2 separate regions of the Homo sapiens genome follow, and region 1 is linked to region 2. Evidence: chromatin loops called from intact Hi-C (ENCODE). Cell type or tissue: endothelial cell of umbilical vein. All regions are shown on one strand.

The links. Peaks named below come from ENCODE experiments on the same cell type or tissue, not always from the same donor. Only the 100,000 strongest peaks of a DNase experiment are listed, where the experiment ranks them.
Region 1: it touches region 2 in a loop (3-fold over the local background); 6 of 110 quality-filtered maps call a loop at or near these places.

What each region holds. Positions count from the first base shown.
Region 1 is chr1:211,416,061-211,418,560 of GRCh38, reverse strand. The region is part of intron 4 of LINC00467 (long intergenic non-protein coding RNA 467); the gene reads right to left. It also overlaps the pseudogene SNX25P1. Among named protein-coding and RNA genes, the nearest start is that of LINC00467, 35 kb to the right of the region's middle. In endothelial cell of umbilical vein, no CTCF peak of the experiment used is centred here; no DNase peak of the experiment used is centred here; H3K4me3 peaks cover 529 bases.
Region 2 is chr1:211,514,416-211,516,915 of GRCh38, reverse strand. No RefSeq gene overlaps it. Among named protein-coding and RNA genes, the nearest start is that of RD3, 24 kb to the right of the region's middle. RefSeq lists a silencer at 1,229-1,588. In endothelial cell of umbilical vein, a CTCF peak has its summit at 1,332 (motif pointing left); a DNase peak (open chromatin) is centred at 1,375; H3K4me3 peaks cover 280 bases; H3K27ac peaks cover 348 bases.

The DNA of each region.
Region 1 (2,500 bases), 98 kb after region 2:
GATTGCGCCCACCCAGATTAAGAGTGGGTCTATCTTTCACAGCCCACTGACTCAAATGTTAACCTCCTTTGGCAATACCCTCACAGACACAGCCAAGATCAATACTTTGCATCCTTTAATCCAGTCAAGTTGACACTATTAACCATCACAATTATCACATAAAATAGTTTTATTGTCCTCAAATTCCTCTATGTTCTGCCTTTTTGTTCCACCCTCCCCCCATAATTTTTAAAGAAATACACTTTCAACTGATTCTCTGGAGTTGTCTAGGTGTAAGAACACACATCCTAATAATTATAGTAACTTCATTCCTCCTTTTCAATGTATATCTCAATTTAGTTTTAATATTTTTAATTGATATTTCATAGTTATACATATTTTGGGACTATATGTGATATTTTGTTTCTTTTTAAATTTCTTTATTAGCTTATTTGCCAAATCAGTAGATGCACAATGTGATATTTTGATACATGTATACGATCTATAATTATCAAGTCAGGGTAAGCGGATATCTATCACCTCAAAAATTTTTCTTTTTTTTTTTAAGTTGAAAGTCTTTATATGTAGTTCTATCAGCATTTATAATAAACTTGGTAGGGTCAGAACAAGAAACTATAAAGTTCTACCTTCTGGCTTTGAGGCCCTTCCCCCTCATCCACGGCCCCAACCTCTTGCTGGTCATAGGCAGGGCCTCCCAGGATTCGGATTCTCTTCTCACACTGCTTCTTTGCCACAGTCAGTTGGTTGATGTACCTCTTCATGTTCCTAGCCCTCATTGCCGCAGTTTCTTTACCTTTGTGCCTCTTCAGTTGGGGAAAGCTGCTAATTGTAGTCGCTTGGATTATTTCCACTACAATTTGATACCTTGCCCAAAAGTCAGTTGTTGAAAACGACCAGCACACATCTTCTACCACTCTTCTCTACCGTTCCTTCAACAGACCTTAGTTGCTTCAAGAACTCCACATCAGAGTTGCTGTTAATGAGCTTGATGAAGTCCTCATAAGAGGGGCTATAGGTGTAGGCTCTCTTGTGATGTTCATTCATCTGCTCTCTGTACTCCAGCTGGGCAAGCAGCATTTGGTTAATGTAATCTGGATTACTCAGTAACTCCACTACCGGCTTCAGGACTTTTGTTGTGAGAATTTCTGCAAGCATTATAGGTAAACTGAGAGACTGCACATCCTTTGAGGGGAGGAGACAAAACACCAGAACCCGAGAACACGTTTGTAGAAATCTTACTTCATCATCTGAGTTCCTCAAGCATACGTGCAACACAAAAGGTCTTGGCTGTTCATGTCTGGCATTAGCACCTTTCAGGTCACAGAAATGAGTGAGTAAAGTCCTCACAACATCATTGCAGACAACTTTAACCACATCCACGTGACTCAGTCTGTGGTGCAGCTGTCTGGCAATTTCCCAAAAGTCTTCCAAGAGCACATGGTAAAGTTGTCCCTCATCTCTGCTGAGGTTTCCATACCAGGACAGAATGCAATCTCTGTAACTGTAGTCGAACACTTCTTTCAGAACTTTATCCATATTATGAGAAATTACTACCCTTCTAAACTGAGCTGACTCATGTGAGTTTCCATACACAGGACTCCCAGGAGGGCGGCGGGCGGCTGAGGTCGCGGCCAGCCGGCTCCAGGCGGCGGCAAAGTCGGGCGGCGGGGCGCGCGGGCTCCGGCAGACGAGGGCGAACAGGGTCCCCAGCAGGAAGGTGGCCGCAGCGCAGCTCAGGTACAGGCTGAGCCTGAGCAGGACGGAGCTCAGCCCCGCGGCCCCCGCCGCCTCCCCGCTGCCGGGCCCCAGGAAGGAGAGGGCCACGGTGGCAAGTGCGGCCACCGCCACGGGCTTCCACCAGCTCCGGCCGCCCGGGGCCCCCGGCGCCGCCGCTGCTGCCTCGGCGTCCCCCGGGGACTCTGGCCGCCGCTCGCCCCTGAAGCCCGAGACAGGACGGCCGCCGGCGCCTGCGGCCCGCGCGGGGCTGAGGCCGGCGCCGCCACTGTCGGTCGCATCGGGGTGCATGCTGCTTCCTGGGCCGCTAAGGACAGGCACATCTCCTGCCCCGCCGTCCCCCGCCGGCGCTCCGGAGGCAGGGGGAGCCCGCGCTCCTGCCTCGCCCGCGGCCCACGGAGGGAGCGGCCCCCGCAGACGCCGCCGGGCCCCTCTCGGCGACCCCTCAGCGCCGCCAACAGGCGCTGGGCCCGTAGCTGCCGGGCCGGGCGCAGCCAGGGAGCCCCACCGTGTTGTGACTGAAGCCTGGCCAGCCTAAGAATTTATCTTTTCTTTGTGTTGGGAATATTACAATTCTACTCTTCTAGCTGTTTTAAGATATGAACTACATTATTGTTAACTGTAATTTCTCTACTGTACTACTAACACCAGAACTTATTCCTTTTAACTGTATTTTTGTACTCCTTAACCAGCTTCTCTTCATCCTGCCCTCTACTCTTCCCCTCCCTGCCTCTCATAGCCATGATTCTACTCTCTACCTCCATGA
Region 2 (2,500 bases):
GGAAACTGAGACTCAGAGAAATTATGTGTCATCACGTAGGTATGCAGTGACCAGCTGGACTCAGAACCCATGACCCTAGTTCTTGCACTAATGTCCACTGCCTGTCTCTTTCACCCACCTGCACCCTCACAGCTACTCCTTGGGGTTCAGAGGGGGATGACTGGGGCGGGAATAGCAAGGACACAGGCATCATGGGGGCAGATTTGACCACACTGGCTCTGGGCTGTCAAGACAGCCAATCTGGGCTGCTGTCTCTGGCTGCTGTTATGGCTTCATTCCCGGGGCCACTCCACTTAATACAGGGACAGTACTTCAGGTCCGTCTGCCCAGTGCAGTCACATCAGGAGCACCACGGCAGCCGAAGTGAAACCTGGCCAGTCATAGGCAATAACCTTTGACCTGCTGGCAGGTGGGTGTTAGGTTAAATGTTAAGTGACCGGCCGGTCACGGTGGCTCATGCCTGTAATCCCAGCATTTTGGGAGGCTGAGGAGGGCGGATCACCTGAGGTCGGGAGTTCAAGACCAGCCTGACCAACATGGAGAAACCCCATCTATACAAAAAATACGAAATTAGCCAGGCGTGGTGGTGCATGCCTGTAATCCCAGCCACTGGGGAGGCTGAGGCAGGAGAATCGCTGGAACCCGGGAGGCGGAGGCTGCGGTGAGCCGAGATAGCGCCGTTGCACTCCAGCCTGGGCAACAAGAGCGAAACTCCGTCTTTAAAAAAAATTGTTAAGTGACCTCAACTATGTGGCCATGGGGAATTAGAGAGAGTAGAATAGAATCCCCTGTGGGTTGCAAGTGGGAGATGCTGGGATTTTTGAGCATCTTTACTGGTGATCCCTACGGCTGAATTAGGAGAGCTCTCCTGGCACCCGGGAAAGCTTTAACCTCTGGAGTGGCCTTCACAGGAGACAGCCTCAGGATGCTGGGAGAGCCCCTGACCCTCCACAACCTACTACCAATTCCTGCGCGCCGTTCCTTGGGCATGAGGTCCTGAACCTGGTGGAGGAAGGGTAGCAATGCCTTCCATTGTATTGGTTACATGCTTCTTACAGTCAATTAATTGGTTCGATCTTTTCCAGACAGTGCCGGGCTAGAGGCTGACCTTCCCCACTCCCGACCTTGGCTTCTTGAATAACCTCACAGGCCACGGGGCATGCGGGGTGCGCGTGCGTGGCTGGGCCGGCGTAGTCAGCCGGGCGGGAAGGTTTACGGCTTTGGGGAGGCGCCGCCTTGCCGCCCTGACACCGCCCCGCCAGGCCAGCCCGCCGCTCGGTGGCCCCGCCGGCTTCCCGCGGTCGGGACGGGCGCCCCCTGCTGATTGTGGGCGGCGGCGCACCGAGGAGCGGCCCCTGGGAAGCCCAAGACCTCGCCGCGGCTCGAACCCCGCGACCCTCGGCCCGGAGGGAGGTCCTGGCTGCGGGGAGCTGCCCAGACCGCGGTGACTCAGCTAGGTGGCACCGGGAGAGCTGAAGCGGGCGCCCCGCTGGGCCTGGCCACAGGACGGTTAATGATTAATGTTCCATACCGGGTGGAGACGTCGAAGGGGAGGGAGGCCCAGGGGCGCGTCTTGGCCCTGGCTGTGCCTGCAGGAAGCAGAGGCCCAGACGGGGAGAGACTCAGGCCTGGGCTGAGGCGGCTGGGGGCAGGGGAAGGAGCAAGCCGTGAACTCTCTCCTCTTCCCACCCCGCACGCCGCCCCCGTTCTCGATGCCCTTCTCCCCTGCCCCGGGAGCCTCCAGGCGCCGCGCTCCTCCTCCCTGCCTTACCAAATGCCCATCCGTGCCCGCCTCGGTGCCAGGCACTGCAGGCCGCTTTCATATAAATGACTGATTGCCTCTTGCCCATTTTACAGATAAACGCAGAAAGCTCAGGTGATGTGCCCATGGGCTCTCAGCTCACAGGCAGAGTGGGGATTCGAACCCAGCCCCGGACACAGACCAGGTGTCCTTCTACTACCCCACCCATTGCTGCCCAACTCCAGAGACACCTACACCCCAATCTACCAACTTAACCACCTGGGCAGAGGAAATAAGAGGCGGTACTGCCCCCGCCTACAGGGATCGCAGCTCCATTCTCTGCCCTCATAACTCATTACCCTAATTTTAGTCAATCAGAAAATCGTGTCAGGGCTGGACGTCAAGCTACCAGGGATAATGGTTCCTGTTGTAAAATGCTCCTTTGAGCTGAAAGCAATCGTGAAGTGAGGCGCCCGGTTCAAGGAGTCAGCCTCCCGACTTGAGAAGCCAACTGTGGTGGTGCCACGAGGCTGCGATTCACAGGCTCCGGTGGAAAGACCAGGGAAGAAACTTATTTACAAAAATGAGAATAAAAAATATTCTGGGCCGGGTGCGATGAGCCATGCTTATAATTCCAGCGCTCTGGGAGGCCAAGGCGAGAGGATCACTTGAGCCCAGGAGTTGGAGGCTACAGCGAGCAGAGCACCACTGTACTCCAGCCTGGACAACAGAGATATTGTCTCTAACAAAAAGGGAGGT